Regions from separate parts of the Homo sapiens genome. Here all the other regions are linked to region 1. A link is an interaction called in ENCODE POLR2A ChIA-PET data of the cell type or tissue named here. Cell type or tissue: MCF 10A. All regions are shown on one strand. Links, peaks and the distances in the headings refer to the core of each region. The heading gives the core; the rest is flanking DNA.

Region 1 (6,511 bases), core at 830-4,829:
CTTTGTGTCCCTTTATCTCTCTCTTCTCTTTCTGAAATTGCATTATGTAAATATTAGTTCTCTTGATGGTTTCCCATAGATCCCATAGACTTCTTTTATTCTTTTTTCTTTTTGTTCCTTCGACTGGATAATTTCAAGTGTCCTGTCTTTGAGTTCACTTATTCTTTCTTCTGCTTAATTGAACCTACTGTTGAAGCTTTCTATTGAATTTTTCAGTTTATTCATTATACATTATAAATATATACAATTATTATTTATCAATTAAAAATACATTTTAAAAGGAACAAATGCCATATAAATACCAACTCCACTTGACTTATAGTGACTTCCTGAAGAACTATATTGGGAAAAACCCTGGGGCCTTGTCTGGGCTCATGACTCATGAGGAAGGTATGCAGGAAGAGGGAAAAGGTGAAAATTGAGCATTCCTTGACTAAGTCGAAACCCCTGACTCAGTCTTCTGCCTCACTCTGGACTAGGCAATGCTTCATATATCTCCAAGGTTGGTCTTTCAGGTTGGCATATAGGAAGGAATTTGTCAGCATGTATCCCTGAAGGGTAAATGTCCACATTTGCTTAGATGTTTAGTGGGTATTCCAACCCTCAAAGAGCTGTGCTTGGTGCTGTAAACAAATTTGTTCCCAGTATCTGACCTAAGAGAACTTATACTCAGAAGGAGGCATCTGCTTCCTGCTTCACCTTGAAGGTTATGTACTCCACTCACTTCTTTGACCTCAAATAATTTGTAATCTGCAAATAGTCAAAGTGAGCAATGATGCCAAAAAGCATAATGGGTTATAGAGGTACCATTTACAAAGTGTATAAAACAGGACAGGAAGTGAATCCTAGGGATGGAAGCAATGGAAGATTACTCCCATTATTTTTAATCTGGTTTTCATGGTTCCACCAACCTGGGCAAGCTAATCTGGTTAACTGAGACTCTTCTTGATAGAACTTTTATTGGTTCTGACTCCACTTGACATCCTCAGAAAACAAACACTGAATAAGAATGAGCTACTTTTCTGGAAAAAAAAAAAACTATTCACTCAAAGCACTTAAAATCAAAACACACGCAAAAATATATTACTACTCATTTGAGGGTACCCTGTTATGAAGGTATAATTTATATATAATAAAATTCATTATTTTTTAGTTACAGAGTTCTATGAGTTTTGGCAAATGCATTCAATGCCATCACTACTACAATCAAGATATAGAACAGCTCCATCACTTCAAACAATTTTCTTGTGTCTTTTTTCATCAATTCTTCCTCCAACTCACAGCACAGATCTGTTTGCTGATCCTGTAGTTTTTAAAATGCCATATGGATTATATACAGTATGTAGCATTTTAAGTCTGACTTCCTCTAATTAGCATAATGCATTTGATGTAACTCCAAGTTGTTGCATGTATTGGGTGCTCATTTCTTTTTATTACTGAGTAGTATTCCACTGTATGAATACACCATAGTTTGTTTATCCATTTCCCAGTTTGAAGACATTGGGTTGTTCCAATTTCTGGCAACTATGAATAAATCCACTCTAAACATTTGTGTATAGGCTTTTGTATACATAAGTTTTCATTTCTTTGATATAAATACCTAGGAGTAGCAATTCTGGATCACTTTGTAAGTGTATGTTTAATTTATAAGAAACTATCAAAGCATTTTCCAAAACAGCTGTTTCATTTTGCATTCCCAGCAGCAATAGCCACTTTTATTTTTCAATGTGTGGAATGTCATTTTTATATAGATTTGGCCCACTATCATATCTCCATTAGGGCTCAAAAGACTTCATGTCTGTGCTGGGAGCAAAGTAACCTATAGATACCACTCGATCATTTTTCTGACATGAGACTTACAGAGTATCATCTCTAGGGTGATTTTTGAAAAACACATAAATGCAGAATCTTGGTGTTTAAAAGGAAATTAGAACTCATTAGTTCAACTTCTTTAAGTAAGGCTGTTTTGATCCAATTATAATCAATTTTCACTCACTAAGGCCCTGCTTAATAGCCTATTTTACTGCCCGTGTGAACTTGGGTATGTTACATAACTGCCTTAAACCACAGCTTCTTCATCTCTGCAGGGTTTTTGTAAGAACAAGAGAAAAAAAATGTATCTGAAATCAGAAAGCAATTAAATATTGTGCTAATTAAAAAACAGACATTGCTAGTGACTGTTCTAAAAACCTAATAGCACAAATCATGTGATTACTAAATGTTAGAACTAAAAGAACCTTAGAGATCTTCCATTAGGTCCCAGCTCTAAATGATAGACTTAGTGAGAAAACGGAAGCCCTGGAAAGCCAAGGTAACCCCACTCACTCCCTATTACATCTCCTTGTCTTACTTTTATCATAGCACTCATTTTTCTGCTGTTTCTCTGACCCTTTGTGAGTTAAGATCTGCCAGGGTAGCAACCTCCATCAACTACATTGCTTAGAATGCAGTAAGTTCTTAATAAATGCTTGTTGAATTATCATTTTAAAAGTGAACTTCAATTAGATTATTCATACACAACAGGTTTGAGTACATGACAGATACCTTTTTTGACAAATTATTAAGCCACTTGTTAGGGTGACTTGTAGGCATCATAATAAGCCAAATCAGAGCATAAGAATTGCTCAGTCAACCAAATGTGACGAGCCTAAATCCCATTCCCATGCTGTAATCTCCCAGTCCTGTTCTGTCTTGCTCCTCCAAGGGACACGTTGTATAAACAGCATCAAGTGTTAACTTGTTAAAACAGTTACACCCAAAAAATGCTGAGATTATTTAACAATGCAATAATATGAGGTCATATCAAGAATTCCAAGGAGAGGCAGAGTTTTCAAAGACTCCAGTTCAATGCCAGGGAGCTATTGTTTCTAAAATGATTTTTGGAAAATGAAATATTAATTCCCCAGCTAATGTATTTCATGGTAGTTCATTGTGCTTAATTCTCTAATCTGAAATTCTTTATTTTAGATCCATTCCAAAATCATCTTATTAGTCTCACACTTTAGAAGAAATGTGTAAATCAAATGCTTCTAAATTTAATTTGATTTAAATTATTTTAACCACTGTAACCCCTCTGTGGGGAGAGGAGAAAAAGCACATTTTTGCCAATGGTCTTTGTTCTGAACAAAGATTGGTTCTATCTGTCACCATTGGGAATGTTCAGGAATATTCTCATTGGATTGCAAGTGCCAAGAGGACAAGAACTTTATAAGTTTTTTTCATTGATCTATTGCTACAGCCTGGGGCAGTGCCAGGCACATAGAAGGAATCTAACAACTATTTATTGAGTATGTAAGTAAACTTGAGGAGATAAGGTGTTGAAACTCTCCCAGGCCTTATTCATGAGAGATCAGGCTGAGCTTCCAGCTAACATTTCTATCCCACAGCAGACCTGCATGGTCTTTACATCTATAGTCTTGGGCATATTCCATAAGACTTCCACATATTTGGCTGGGTTTCTCACCTATAGCATTTTCAAAGAGTCTCACTATATATAAACACTGAAATAACTAAGTGCCAGGAATGACTACAGAAACAAAGGGAAACCTTATAACGAGTGTGGTGGAGTGATTCAGTGAAGATCATCAGATTAAGACTGAGAAGAACAAAGCTGTGGTCACTCTCCCACCACTTAACAAGCATGGGAAGCTCACCAAGTCATGTCCTCACTCGAGGCCTCATTCAAAATCTGTGTGTGTGTGTGTGTGTGTGTGTGTGTGTGTGTGTGTGTGTGTGTTCTTTAGATCATGAAACTTCTCATCTGAAAATCTCCACTCTGTGGCCCAGAGTAAGCTTACATAGTGAGTGCACCTAAAGGTGAGCCATCTCCACTTTGGCCACTTCTCCAGATACCCACAAGGAAGTGCCGAGAATGCTGTTGCACCTCCTCTGGCCAAGGACAGAGAGTCATATCATCTGCCCACTTGGAGACAGAGAAGGTGACTTACCTAATATTTTTCCTGCATGTCTTAAGGACAAGGCTGGGTTCTTTTGGCCTTACTGGGTAATAAAAACTCTATGCACACAGGCTAGAAGTTGAGTGGTGGAAGATTCAAGAGAACAAGCTAGATTTTATGAAAAGTGGGTAACAAAGCATCTTTACTCCTTCTCCCATGGACATGAAAATCATTATCAAAAATCCTACCCCAGATGGGAATGTTATCTGGTCTTGTAAAGCTGCCTTACTATCTAGTCCCCAAGATAGCCCCAAGTGAACCAGGCTTCCCAGTGCTCATGCCATTGAGTAATCCCCTCCTATACCAGCTCTAGGCTGGCTTTGTATAACCAATAAAATATAGCAGATGTGACACTGTGTGACTTCTGAGGCCAGGTCATAGGAAGCTTTGCAGCTCCCCGTTTAATCTCCTGGAATGCTAGCTCTTGGAATGCACTCTCTTGGAACCAGCCACCATGCTGTAAGACGGCCAAGCCACATGGAGTCGACATGGCTCACGGCTCCAGTTGATCACAGCCCCAGCTGAGCTCCCAACCAACTGCAAGCATCAACTGTTAGCCCCGTGAGGAAGCCATCTTCGATGCCCAGCCCAGAGGAGCCTTTGATGACTCCAGCTCTGGCCACTATTGGACTGCAACAACAGTAGAGAACCCAAGCGAGAATTGCCCGGGTGAGCCCAGTCAATCCATCAGACCAACAGATGATGATAAGCTGTTTTAAATCAGAAACTTTTGGGGTGGTTTGTTATGTCACTTGTTCCACCTCATGGTTCAAAAACACGATCCCCATAACTTTAATGTTTAAGGGTTATCACTTTGCTTTCTTCTTTGGATTTGAGATGTCATTTGCAAGCAACCTTCTCTCTCACTCAAAATGTTTCCCTTATCTGGTCTAGTTGTGCCCTACTGAGCCCAGACATGAAGGAAATAAAAAAACAACCACCAACCACACACTCATATAACACACACAACACACACAAAACAATGTCTTGGATTGTGGAAGAATTTGCTATTGTCATTGTTTTTTAACGTATTTTCTTTATATTTCCTTGAGTTCCTTTTGGAGTCATTGAATTCCCTTTTTGAGTCTTTTTTCCAAGATTACAGGCTCAAGTCATGGGTTTTAAAAATAGCCATAATCTATTAACGACCTATTACATTCCAGCCACCATGCTAACTGCTTTAGACATATTAATTCATTAATTTTACAATAACTTTGCTATATAGGTATTTATTATCCCCATTTTACAGTTGAAAGAGCCATAGCTCAGAAAGATAAAGTGATTTGTTAATGCTACACAGATACTAAGCACTTTGAGACAAGATTTGAACCTAGGTCTACCTTAACCAGCATAAATATGGCTGAGGAATATCTGAATTCATTCACATCCAGAAATCACATTGTAGTTGTTGAATCCTTTGGCAGGAGCTATACCTTGGTCAGCAGAACTGTGTACCTTGGAAAATCACTCTGAAGGAAGGACTTACATGTGAGTTTTGGGGATTGCAAAGTGTTGACATTTTCAGACCACCTATGTATATTGCTGCAGATGTTGGTACAATTCTGTATTGTCCGGTTTGCACTGATAATAAAACAGTCTGATAAAATCTTATGCCATTCTTCCAGAACATGAATACTGGAACCACTCATTCAAGGGGATCTGGAGAGTGACCCAGGATAGAGTGAGTCACAGGGACCCAAGAGCTTCAACAATCTGGTATTCAGAAGCAGCTGGAATGAACGGAGAGAGAAGAACTATATAGCAACCAGGACATTTGGGAAATGTCCCTATGAATCAATCCACCTGCACTGGGGAAAAATGAGATACATAACAGAAAAGAATGAGTTCTTGGGGTGTGGGGATACACAAGTGTGTGCATGTTTGTGTGTATGTGTGTGTGTTTGATGGGGTGGGGGCTGCTTCTTTTCTAGGAGTCATTTCCAAGCAACCTCTCCTCTCACTCAAAATATAGCTCCCTTAAGCCAGTTTTCCCTGCTTTCTCTCATGGGTGAACCATCCTGGGGAAACTGAGATAGCCCCAAAGTAGGTTTCATGATGGTATGCTCTGGGTGCGCTAGGCTACTCTGTTTTGTTCTTTCTCTGATTTATTCCTGTCTCTGCTTGCACTTGCAGTTCCTTTCTCCTACTAGGACATTGGTCATTTAAAATATATTCATAGTAAGATGACAAACTGTTCCTCTTTAGAAGTACAGATATATGCCTCTCTGAGCCTTAGTTTCCTTAGTTTGCTGTAAATGTTCACACCTCCCATCATAAGCAAGCTGGCCTTTGTCAACAAACACACATACCCACACAATGTTGTGCTGCCAAGTGGTTCACAGGAGAGGATTTGAGGGGAAGACCAGGTTAACCTAAAGACAACCATGCTGATGAAGCCAAGTCAGGAGCAAAAGGAGATCAGAGCAGCTTGGTGGCGAACAGCATGGGCCCTTGGACCAGATCAATTGAATGCAAATTCTGCCCCTGCTACTCACAAGCTATTGGACCTCAAACAAGTTACTGAACTTCTCCAAGACCTTGTTTCCTCACCTATA
Region 2 (6,511 bases), core at 1,437-5,436, 180 kb before region 1:
TCCATTAGGGGTGCTGCAGACAGTTATTCAGTTATTCTAAGAGACTTACGGTGGAGGTGCTGGGAGTTTCTTTATTTTAAATTCATGAAAATAAAAAGGTAGCATTTATTCAGTTTCACCATGTGCCAGGCCCTGTCTAAATAGTTGTCTCGTGAATCCACACAATAGTCTCAGGTGGTAAGTGCTCCCGTTACCTACTGCTGTGTAACAAACAATCTTAAAAGAGCTGGTGGCTGGAGTAGGCTGGGTGGGGGATCTGTCTCCATGCAGCTGCTCCATCGCATGGCTACTTTGGGCTTCTTCATAGCATGGAGGTCTCTGAATAGTATACTTCTTACATAGTGGAGGACTTTCCCCAGAGCAAGCAGTTCTGGTGAGACAGGCAGAAGTTGCCAGTCCCCTAAAAGCCTAGCTCCATAACTGGCAGCCTCACTTTCACTGAATTCACTGGACGTAGCAGTCACAGGTCAGACCACATTCGAGGAGGTGGAAGAATAAACTCCACTTCTTGATGGGGCAATGGCATGTGCATGAAGGATACAAGGAATCCAGGATGGTTATCTTGGAGACAAGCCTTTATACAATCCCCATTCTACAGATGAAGGGACCAAGGTTAATAGACACACTTTCCCAAGATCATACAGTCAGCAGCAAGTGGCAGAATTGGGATGCAAATCCAGGTCTATCTGACTTCAAAACATCCTGTCTTTAGTTACTGTCATGTTCCTTTCACAGGATAGGATGGGGCCATGAGAAAAGTCCTCAGCTGTGAGTCCTGGGTTCTGATCCCTGCACTGCCTCCAATTTGCATGTGACAATTATAAGCCACTTCCCACCTGTGGGCCTCAGGCTTCTCATCTGTGCAGGGAGAATTGGACTCCTGGGTCTTGCATGGCAGTCCCAGCTTTAGGATTCTGGGGTTTTGAGGGTCTGTGCTGCATCCTCAGGGCTTGTTGGTCACTGACCTGCTGCTTCACTCAGCATGTCAGCCGAGTGAAGCATATCAGCATGTCAGAGCCCTCCAAGGGGCAGTAGCCTCTGTTCTTCCTCTTTCCCTTCCCTCTTAGCAACACTCTGCTTTGCTCCCGTGGCTGCTCTGTTTACCCAGTCTCTCCTCCATTTTCCAGTAACCAGTAAGAAGTACTTTAGGTCTCTCCTCCTCAACAGGCTCCCCTGAGTGGCTGATTTTAATCTTGACTCTGAACTTCACAGAGGCTGAGACCAACATCTTTTTATGAGTCAGTGCATATCAGTATTTGCTGAGCTTTGCAAATAATTGGCAGCTCAAGAGTGAATTGAAGGATCATTCATATAAGCAATTGCATGTTCTTGTTTTGTTCAAACCAACAAACTATACACACAACTGCAGACCGTTGAGGACAGCAATTGTGTCTGAATTACTCACCATTGTATCAACAGCACCTTGCAAAGTGACTGACCCAGAAGAGGTAATCAAATTGTTACACTTTTTGGTTGCATTGGCAAAATTTATTTAAATCCCTGACATTTGAATCTTTAAATATTAGTTTTACGGTTCAATTCACCCGCGAAAATATTTGAGTGCAATTTTCCTCTTTTGTCTATTCTATTATAGTTACTGATAATTTTTCTCCTTATTGGTTTTTGCAAGTCTAATATTGTTTTTCCCTAGGAATATCCCCTTTTCCACTTAAGCCACTGAAATTTAAACTTCCCTTCAGGCCTTTTCCTTTTCTTTTCTGGCTCAGCTAAAAGGTAAAATAAATCAGTAACAGAGATTGAGAGTCAGAAACCATATATTCTAGACCTGTTTCTCCTACTACCTCTGTGATATTTCTCAAATTCTTTCCTCACTAAGGACCTGTTTCCCTGTTTGTATTAAGAAAGGGTTGGTATGTCAGTGGATATTTTTCAGCAATGGAAGATTTGCACAAATACAAATTTACGCAGAAGCAGGATACAGAAAGCAGCCAGAAGTGGAGCAGCACCAGCCGGGGTGGGGACCAAGACCTCCCACCCTCCTTGGTGTCTGTCTGCCTTTGAGGTCCCTCTGCCAAAGTGGCGCTCTGCTGAGCAAAGTAATCCCTCAGGGCACTCCAACTCTGAGACAGAATGATTTATAGCCCTGTTAATCCACCAGGCTGTCAAAAACGGCCACATCAGCAGACATACACAGAGACATGCAGTCACATACACTCAGGACAAAAAATAAGCCCCAGAAACTGCTTGAGCAAGCTCAGGCTTTTCTCTAGCACCTTCCTCATTTGTTCAAGTTTTTGCCATCTTTATTTTCATTTCCTGGTTTCTTCTCACATCCTTCCTCTTTTCCCCTCCAAGTTACTAAAAATTCTAACAATTTCTACTTTTACTTCTTTGCTGTTATCTGCGGCACATCGTTGCCCCACCCCCACTCTTGGTCGCTATAGTCACAGATTTATTATTGAGTTTGTTAACTTTTGCTTCTCAATTTCTCCACCCAAAAAAAGAGGAGATGAAGGAAAGGACTCTTGTGGCCATGACACTATATTCAAGAAATCTGTGGAGCATTAGTTTTGATTTTCGGTTTTGTTTTTACTGAATTGCACTTTTTAATAGTAGTCATAGTAAAAACTCAAACAAAACAGGTGAGTACCAAAATGAAAGTAAAAGTATACTGTCGGGGCCGCTCCACAGGTCCCATGCCCCAGTCCCTAGTCCCCTATGTTATATATACGTTGTTAATTGCTTCTACTTTCCAAAATATGTTTGTGAATATAAACACGTGTTACTTATACTAAAAGGCGATATTTTACGTAGTTTTGTTTCAACCTTTCTTACTTCATATCTGGGAGATCTTTATGTACCAGCATATATATCTAGTTCATTCTTTGAACTACAGCATAAAATGTCATTGTACATTAGACTAATTTATTGAATTTATATACACATATTCCTATGGTGAGCATTTATGTTGGATAGATGCCACATACAACTGTTTGTTTACACAAATGGAGACATGCTACTCACACTTGTACAATTCACTTTTTTACTTCTTGATGTATTTTAAATATTGCTTCAGATCAGCTGGCACAGAGCCACCTTTCTAAAAAAATAATAGACTTCCAGCCTGAGCAATATGGTGAAACCCCATCTCTACAAAAAATACAAAATTAGCTGGATGCAGTGGTCCCAGCTACTCAGGAGGCTGAGGTGGAAGGATCACTTTAGCCGGGAGGCAAAGGTTGCAGTGAGTCAAGATCTCACCACTGCACTCCAGCCTGGTGACAGAGTGAGACCCTGTCTCAAATAATAATAATATTAGACTTTATTTTTTAAAGCAGAGGTTCACAGTAAAACTGAGTAGAAAATACAGAGATTTTCCTTACACTCACTGCCCTCACACACACACACCCACACACACACAGCCTTCCCTACTAGCAACATCCCACACCAAAGAGGTATATTTGTTACAATCGACGAACCTATACAGTCAAATCATAATCATCCAAACTCCACAGTTTATGTTAAGGTTCATTCTTGATGTACATGCCAAGGGTTTTGACAAATGTAGAGTGACATATCTTACATCTAACATTATGGTATCCTACAGAATAGTTTCACTGCCCTAAAAATAGTTTCACTGCTCTTCTGTGATCCATGTACTCATCCCTCCCTCTCCCCAGGCCCAGGTCCATACAGTAAAAACAGGATGGGGCCATGAGAAAAGTCCTCAGTATGGATACAGTAAAAACATCCTGTTTTTACTGTATCCATAGTTTTGCCCCTTCCAGAATATCATATATAGTCATGTGCCAATTAGTGACTGGGATACATTCTGGGAAATGCATCATTAGTCGATTTCATCATTTTGCCAACATCATAGAGTGTACTTATACAAACCTAGATGACAGAGCCTACTGCACACCTAGGCTGTATGCTATAGCCTATTGCTCCTAGGCTATAAACCTGTACAGCTTGTTACTGTCCTGAATACTGTAGGCAACTGCAACACAATGGTAAGAATTTGTGTAGCTAAACATAGAAAAGGTACAGTAAAAATATGGTATAAAATATAACAAATGGTACACATTTTAGGGCACTTTCCGTCAATGGCAATTGCAGGAGTGGAAGTTGCTCTGGGTGAGACGATGAGGAAGTGGTTAGTGAATGTAAAGACCCAGGACATTACTGTACACTAGTATAGACAGTATAAATACTGTTTGCTTATGCTATGCTGAATTTATAAATAAAATAATTTTTCTCTCTTCAACAATAAGCTTAGATTATTGTAACTATTTTACTTTAAAAACAATTTCTCTTAACTTTTTTATTCTTTTGTAGTAACACAGCTTGAAACACAAATACAGAGGAAGATAATTTTTTTCTCTCCTTATATCCTTATTCTATAAACTTTTACCTATATTAATGTTATTTTTATTTTTTACTTTTTACATTTTTCTTTAAAAACTAAGACACAAACACACCATTACCCATTAGCCTAGACCTATGTAGGGTCAGGATCATAAAAATCGGCACCTTCCATCTCCACACCTTATCCTACTGGAAGGCCTTTAAGGGCAATAACACCCAGGGAGCTGTCATGTCCTGTGATAACAATGCCTTCTTCTTCTGGGATACCTCCTGAAGGACCTGCCTGAGGCTCTTCTTGAGATGTCACTCTTTTCAGAAATGTGTTCATGGTGGTTTGTTTGGTTTGTTTCTTTTATTCATCATAGATTTGCTTGTAAATAGATAATGCACGATGAACATTCCTCTCTACTAATGAAAATCATTTCATGTTGGAGTCAACATTTTCAAACGTTTTAAGGAGTTTGTTGAGGTCTGCAAAAGCTTCTGCCTAAACCCATCACTGTGAATATCCTTGGGGGCTTTTCTTTTTTTCTCCTGTAGTTTCCTTTCCTCTTGCTATGCATTTCTGTTCTGGTTCCAGTAACTCGTCATTAGTCAATTCCTCAGTGACCACATCTGTGACCTCCTCAATATCATCCTCCTCCACATCCAGCTTAAAGTTGTTTGCCATTTCAACTAAAGCCTTGTGAATATTTTTTTTTGCAACATCCTCATCCTTAGCAATGTTTTGAAGTCATGGACAAATGTCTTCAATATCTCTTCCCAGATAGCATTTACACACTCCTTGGTGACTTCACCCCCAACTTAACCAAGGTTGTTGATGCTGCCATAGATGTTGTAATCCTTCCAGAATTGCACCAGTGTGTTTAAAAAGGATCTTTCTTATTTGCAGCAATAGCCTAGGCAAAGGTCCTCCTCAGGTAGTAATCAGGCCTTAAAAGCTGCTATAACTCTTTGATCCATTAGTTGGAACAAAGGGGTGGTGCTTGGAGAGAGAGACAACAGTGTGACGTTGAATGAAGATAACCAAAAAAAGAAGGATGTGCAGGAGCATTATCAAAAATAAGCAAAACCTTGAAAGCATATTATTCCCCAAACAGTACTTCTCCATTTCACTGGCAAAGTTTAAGGAGGACATCTTGGAAGAGGAGCTGGATCATTCATAACTTATTATTCCTGTAGTACACTGCAGTGTGTGCTTACTGATATGCTTGAAGGCCCTGGGGTTTTCACTGTGCCAGATCACAGAGGATTTCAATTTGTAGCCTGAAACATAGCCCCCAGGCAGGGCTGTTCCTTTTTTTTTTTTTTTTTTAGACGGAGTCTCGCTCTGTCGCCCGGGCTGGAGTGCAATGGCGCCATCTCCGCTCACTGCAAGCTCTGCCTCCCGGGTTCACCCATTCTCCTGCCTCAGCCTCCCGAGTAGCTGGGACTACAGGCGCCCGCCACCACGCCCGGCTAATTTTTTGTATTTTTAGTAGAGGCGGGGTTTCACCGTGTTAGCCAGGATGGTCTCGATCTCCTGACCTCGTGATCCGCCCGCCTCGGCCTCCCAAAGTGCTGGGATTACAGGCGTGAGCCACCTCGCCCGGCCAGGGCTGTTCCTTTTAAGGAAAAGCCTTGAAACTTGGCATTGACTTGGCATCCTTTTGGACGAAGGTCCTTTCAGGCATGTTTCCAGAACAGAGAAATTTCATCCATATTTGCTCTGGCAAGTAATTTTGCTCCACAATCAACTTATTAAGAGTTTCCAAAAATTATTCAGTTGCCTTCGCTTCAGCACTCACAGATTCACCACTCGCTTTCACATTATGTAATACGTAAGAATTCTTGAATTGTTTAAGCCAAACTTGTCCAACCTGCTGCCCGTGGGCCACCTGCAACCCAGGAAGGGCTTGAATGTGGCCCAATACAAACTTGTAAACTTTCTTAAAACATTATGAGATTTTTTGCGATTTTTTTTTTAGCTCATCAGCTACCGTTAGTGTTAGTGTATTGTATGTGTGGCCCAAGACAATCCTCCTTCCAGTGTGGCCCAAGACAATTCTTCTTCCAATATGGGAAGCCAAAAGATTGGACACCCCTCATTTAAGCCATCCATAACTAGCAGTAAGTTGAACACCATGGTTGGAGTGAGCCTTTTATTTCCATATCTCAAATAAGATTGCAGCATTGGTGGAAT
Region 3 (6,511 bases), core at 1,580-5,579, 49 kb before region 1:
GATCTGTGAGTTCTTGTAGCACCTGCACAAAAGTGATCAATATATGTTTGTCGAATGAGGACATGGCCCTAAAAGGAGAGATGAGAAGACAAGCATCTGTTGAACACCTGCCATGTACTAGGACCTTATTAGGCATCTAGGTACAAAGGTGAACAAGATATAATCCTGTAAAAAAACTGAGACCTGGTGGAGACAGGTCCGTTCACAAAAAAATGTAATATCACTTGATAAGTGCTGAGAGAATGCTATGTGTATGCAGCAGGGTGATACTCAGCCCAGCCTGGACTTAGGGAAACCTTCCTAGAAGAGATGATGCCTGAATTGAGTCATGAAAAATGGGAATGAGTTAGCATAAAAGATATCCTAGAAAACAACCAGAGACATGAAAGGGCATATGATCTGCTGGGAACTGCAGGCAACTGGGAATGACTAAAATGTCAAGGAAAAGGTAGGAAGAGGCAGAGGATTAGAAAGCAGACACAGTCAGGGCTGGGCACTGGAGGGAACTGCCAGGATTCTGCTGCCCTGCTGCCTCTCCTTCAGGGTCTGTATCTGCTGCAGGGAGCCCCTGGCCTGGCCTGAGTCCCCTCCAGCAACTGAAGGAGGTGGTGCCCTGAGGGCCTGGCCATCTTGCCCCTCTGTGGGTGACACTGAAGGACAATATTCACTCCTTACTGGGTTGTCTGAGGGTTTGTCGGGCCTGCTTCAACTTCTTCATCTGCCTAGTACTGTGTCCTCCCCAGTCCTTTCATAGGTATTGATTCGTATAAACATTTTCCACTACAAGCCCCATCTTCACATCCACTTCTGTGAACCCAGCTTGCACCAGCCTTGGATGCCAAACCAGGGGTTTGGATGCGTTTTGTCACTATCAATATTCAGTTATTGTTCCTTTGCAACACAGACACTCCACATGTGGTCTGCCCAGATTCGAACATTCTTCAGTATATAGTGGTTACCTAGGCCATGGGCTGGGAACAATTCCCAGAGAACTGGCTGTAACCAGTTAGTTATACAGAATATCCTTTTACTCCTTTCCCACTTTTAGGTGAGAATTTGTCTTCCTCATTACCCATATCTCTAAGTGGAAGAACTTCATCTAGAAAACACTTGTCACATCTCTTCCAATAGCCCTCCTCATAGGTGGAAAAGGGAGTTATCTGACTGATCAGTTTAGGAGAAGAGATCTGAGGTTCTGGTTCTGGGTACCCTCTCTTCTCTCAGGATGGCCTCCCAAAGGAAATGAGACCACCATTTGGTCTGTGCTCAGAGCCATGCAGAAAGCTTGTTGGGCCCATGCTGTCCCCTCCAGGAAGACGTTGGTGGACATGCCTTCCAGGACTGGGTGGGGAGCATTTCCAAGCCCATTCAGCCCCACAGCTAAGCAATACTCCCCAATCTAGCTTGAATCAGCAAGAATGATGACATTTTGATCTTTGCCAATCTAACTCCACTATCTACCTGACACTCAGTTCTGAACTTGGGCAGGGAAGAGAGATGTTATTTTTCAAGGCCTCTAAAATAACCCAACATTCACAATCCAAAAGCTTACAATGTCTTAATGTATCAATTTATCAGTACTCAAGAATATCAGTAACTGCTATTGCATACATAAATGGTCAAATAAATACATATTGTTCTATCTAAAAGATAGACTCCCACCAATAAGATTAGGTTTATATATTCTATGGAGGGCTTCACTCAAGCTCACCAGGGACAATGGGCAGGAGCTATGGGCATGAGGCCATGGACAAAGTGGCTTAAAAACTGCTTTAAACTGCATGAAAGAATATTGCCTTCACAGCAATCCAGAGCATGTTTATACAAGGGAGAAGCTAATGAACTTAACGTCGGTGTATTTTGCATTAGGAATGCAGCTGAATATTATGAGTGTGAGGACTATATAAGACATTTCTAAAAAGATTAAAGGGTCTTTTCCTCTAGTATAGGTTTAGAAAAAAAATCAGACAAGCCTCTTTCTTGGATCACATACCGGAAGTTAAACAGTGGCAGGATGTCATGGTTTGAAGGGCCATAGACCTTGTTCCTGACCTGATTCACCAACACCAACTGGCTAAACGACCTCTCTCCAGTCATTTTAACAATCGCAGCTTCAGTTTCCACATCTGTCAAATGGCTATGATAACTTATATGCTCTCACAAGGGGTGTTAGGAGAACCAAGTATAATGTTTCATTATAGATCATACTAAGTGATATCATTGACTGGTGCTGTGTCCTGAAAACATTGCTAAGCATTTTTCATGGACTTTCATACTTGATCTTTCACCTTAAGCAGCTGATATTTTCCCTGCTTAACAGATGAGGAATCTGAGGTGCTGAGAGTTTAAGTAATTATCCCAGGTTCTCATAACTAGCAAGGGTGAGCTAAATCTTGAGCCCAGATCCCTGATTATCTGACCCCAAGGCCTGTACTTTTAACCACTCTGCTCTATGCCTTATATATTAAAAACAGTGTTGTAGAGTGGGAAGAATACTGAGTATTAGGTGTATTCCTAGCTCTGCCTCAAATGAGTCATTGGCACTCTCCAGGATCCCATGTGTGGAAGATATAATAACGGCCTCCAAAGATATCCACACCCTAATCTCTGGAACCTAAGAATATGGTATGACACATGCCAAAGCAGAATTCAGGTTGCAGATGGATTACTGTTGTTAGGCAGCTGACCTTAAGACAGAGTATCCTAGATTATCCAAGTAGGTCTACCTGAATCAAAAGGGTCCCTAAAAGCAGAAGAGGGCAGCAGAAGAGGAGGTCACAGTGATGTGATGTGAGACAGACTCACTCTGCATTGCTCACTTTGAAAATGGAAAAAGAGGCCATGAGCCGAGGAATGCAGGCAGCCTCTAGAAAGAAAGGCAGCCCTGCTAGCATCTTGATTTTAGTCCAATGCGATGCATATTGGACTTCTGACATACCGAGGTGCAAGATAATAAATTTGTGTGCTTCAAGCCATTAGTTTATGGTAATATGTCACAACAGTGATAGAAAGCCAATACACTATGCACCTGTTTGTCAAATGAAGGAATTGGGCTTGAAGTTGATTTCTACGGCTTTTGTACCTATGACATCTTTACCAATAGTTTTTTACTCTTTACTCATAAACAGTTCCTTCTAAAGCATGGGAAAGAGCACAGATATAAATGACAAGCAGTTGTTCCTGGAATATAACAGGGCATAGAGCCAGAATCTCAACACATGCCTACCTCCTCCCAAACAAAACTGCTTCTGCTACTCTCAGCTCCCCAGGCACCAGTCATCTCCCCCAGACCCCTCTCCAGGCCTGGAGTCCGCCGCAGACTGGCAGGCTTTGAGCCTAACACCATTTACTGTTGTGAAGCTGCGTTATTCATGCTGCTTGACAGACACTGTCCAAAGTGCCTATTTTAAAATATGAGAAATGGAAAGAAACATGGAGCACCAAGAACAAGAGTCAGGGTTCTCTCTCTCTCTCTCTCTCTCTCTCTCTCACTCTCTCTCTCTTTCTCTCTCTTTCCCCCAACTCTATCCCCAGCTGATCCACATTCTGGCTTTATTCCAAAACACTTGAGCCTCTTCTGTCCAAAGCATAGTCTCATTTTATATTTTCAGGAGCCATGGGAGACTGAGGGAAAAGGAGTCAGCCAGGTATGAAGGCTGGTGGTGACTAACAAAAGGCTGTTACCTAGGGGACAAAAGTATTCAATCATCCTTTGTCTTTGTTTTTGTTTTTTGTTTTTTCCAACATGTTGAGATAGACAATAGAGGATGGGGTATAAGAAGAGGAAGAGAGAATAGAAAGTTCTGAGCACAGAAAGGGAGGAGATATGAGGTCAGCATCCCTCCAGGCTGTAACTCCTGGAAACCTCAGGTGGAGATTCCTGGCAGCAGTGCGTGGCCTGAAGATCTCTGCAGGGTAATTTCTACAGTCTCTGTCACTGACTATGACAGTGCAATAGGAGCACAGGATGACAGACCTTTCCGACTGCCCATTTTCATACCCGCTTTTTTATTTTTGCCATAGCACATACCCTCTCTACCATTCTTTACCTTAAATTCTTCTTTAAGTGACATTTTGCTTTAAGAACTCTTTTCTTTAAAGGACATTTTTAATCATTGTCTGTTATTAAAATGCCTAGTTTTAGATGAGATTTCTCCCCAGTTGCTCACCCTCTTCAGTCCTCTTGTCTCTCGAGGCTCCTGGGAGGATGATAACTCCCTATACCTCCCGCCTCCTCCTTGAACTCTGCCTTGAGTTAGGTGGCACCTCATGATGGTTCTGGCTGGGAAGAAGAGACTTGTGTCACTTCCCAGCCAGCCAGAGCAATTAATTACTACTGGGAATCTTTCCAGTGCTGCTGCTTCTGACAAGGAGGCTGCATGTTCCAGGTGGAGATGCTCAAGGATTCACCTTGTACCTGGATTGCTAAGTCACCAGCTGAGAGTAGTTGTTGTAGAGCTGTAGTTTTTCAAAGTGTGGTTCCCAAATCAGCAGCAACAGCATCACCTGGGAACTTGTTACAGATGCAGATTTTCTGGCCCAACCTAAGAGCTACTGAGTCAGAAACTCTGGGCGGGAGGGGGCAGCAATCTGTGTTTGGACAGGGGATTCTGGTGAAAGCAATGGCTTAGGTTTTCTAAGGCCTATAGGGTCATGTGGCCCCACAACAGACTTTCTATGAGCATGAAAAAAACTTTGTTGTATTAAGCCATTGAGATAGCTGGAGTGTTTTGTCACCAGGATATAACCTAGCTTATCCTGATTGATACACTACTAGAAATGAAAAACAAGTATACTTTGCCAAAAATAGAAGGTAACTGTAAAGTGCAAACATCATAAAAATAGTTCTATTAAATTTGATGGTTATCACCTGCTAAAGGCTTTCAGCCTGGAGTCTACTCAAATTTCAATAAAAAGGGAGATCAGCACATTTTAAAATGTGGTTAAGGAGATGTTAGCATTAACCTAAGACTTTTTCCTTGAGGAAGAACTGACTCAGAATTGGAAAGGGAATATTGACTCTGCAAATCAGTGCTATTCAATGACTCACCATTTTACTGCCTGAAATCATCTCAGATACCACTAGTATTATGTGAACTACCCTTTCGGAAAATTGATTGGATCAACCTCTTTGTCTTGTGTTTGTGGAAAGCTGTGGTCCAGAACTGTGAATGTCCTTGTCCATGGTTACACAGCAAATTAGAGGCAGAACTCAGACAAGAACCCAGGTCTCCCACAAGCCCTGATCATGGGCACTTATTTTCCCAACACCCGACAACCTTCAGTCTTTCAGCAGCCATACATCCCCAATTCAGCTCATGGTATTACTGCAGAAACCCAGGCCCCTAACATGACATGCAGGGGGTTGCTGAAAGGAATGGTCAGGGAAGGGATCCTGAGGTCAGGAAACTCAAAGGCAAATATAAAGCCCCCTCTGATCTCATTTGTGCAGAGAACTGTGGAAGTGGGTAATTAAAGAAAACATAAAGAAACAGCTAGTATAGTGAAGGAGAAACCAGGAGATGGAGAATGAATTCGTTTCCTGTGGCTGCTGTAACATATTCCCACAAACTTGGTAGCTTATTCTCTCACTGTCTTAGAAATCTGAAATCACTATCCCTGGGCCCAAAGGTGGACCAGCTCAAGGGGAGAAACTCTTCTTTGCCTCTTCCAGCTTCTGGTGGCTGTGAGCATTCCTTGACTTGTGGCTGCTTCACTCAACTGTCTGCTTCAGTAATCTCTAACTGCCTCTATTTTGTAAGGATACTGGGATAGCATATAAGGCCTGCCTGGATAATCTAAAATAATCTCTTAATTCTCAAACTCTTGGGAATTTCATCACATCAGCAAAGACCATTTTTCCAGATAAGGTATTATTTACAGGTTCCTGAGATTAGGACATGGCTAGGTTGGTAGGTGGGGTGGGGATGTGTGCATTCTTCAACCTACCGTGGAGAGTCTAGTTCAAGGTCTACCACCAGCTCAAGCTGACCTCTTAGGCAAGTCCATTTCCCTCTCTGAGCCTAGGTTTCCCTCTGGTAAAATGAGAGGGTCTGCATGAGATGATTCCAGAGGGTTCTTCCAACTTTGGCAGTAGGAGTTCCCTGGATAGTAGGAGGTCTCCTCTATGCCCCTAAAGGGCACATGCAACCCAAAGCAAGAGGTTCTCAAGGATTACTTAATGGCAGAAACTAGAGCAGAGCCCACATCTTTTGACTAGTAATTCCTCAATACACTGACCACCCTCCTCCACTCCTTATACCTGCCTCCACCCTCTCCTCCTTATACTGGCCACTCTCTGGTGGCCACTGAAAAACTACTGTGGCCAGCTCCCAGAGAGGTGAGATGCCACATCACAATGAGGACTTCAGAGAACCTGCCTAAGTCCTGAGGTGTGCCAAGGACACCTAGTCCTCACCTCCTCCAAGGCCCTGGGACATCATGAAAATAAACAGAGATCTAATTCATAAATCCTTTGGGGACAAAAATAGGCTGAAACAAAAGGAACTGG

Evidence for each region. ChIA-PET counts read pairs that join two places held together with the same protein. Peaks named below come from ENCODE experiments on the same cell type or tissue, not always from the same donor. Only the 100,000 strongest peaks of a DNase experiment are listed, where the experiment ranks them.
Region 2: POLR2A ChIA-PET joins it to region 1 with 5 read pairs; 3 of 35 experiments call an interaction of 5 or more read pairs at or near these places.
Region 3: POLR2A ChIA-PET joins it to region 1 with 5 read pairs; 2 of 35 experiments call an interaction of 5 or more read pairs at or near these places.

What each region holds. Positions count from the first base shown.
Region 1 is chr5:148,984,121-148,990,631 of GRCh38, forward strand. SH3TC2 (SH3 domain and tetratricopeptide repeats 2) reads right to left here. Exons shown (of 17, transcript NM_024577.4): 17 at 1-6,511. Among named protein-coding and RNA genes, the nearest start is that of MIR584, 75 kb to the right of the region's middle. RefSeq lists an enhancer at 1-1,056. In MCF 10A, for the core only: no CTCF peak of the experiment used is centred there; a DNase peak (open chromatin) is centred at 2,691.
Region 2 is chr5:148,806,920-148,813,430 of GRCh38, forward strand. No RefSeq gene overlaps it. Among named protein-coding and RNA genes, the nearest start is that of ADRB2, 16 kb to the right of the region's middle. RefSeq lists a silencer at 2,154-2,233 and enhancers at 2,524-2,573, 2,624-2,673. In MCF 10A, for the core only: no CTCF peak of the experiment used is centred there; a DNase peak (open chromatin) is centred at 3,042.
Region 3 is chr5:148,934,866-148,941,376 of GRCh38, forward strand. No RefSeq gene overlaps it. Among named protein-coding and RNA genes, the nearest start is that of ADRB2, 110 kb to the left of the region's middle. In MCF 10A, for the core only: no CTCF peak of the experiment used is centred there; a DNase peak (open chromatin) is centred at 3,876.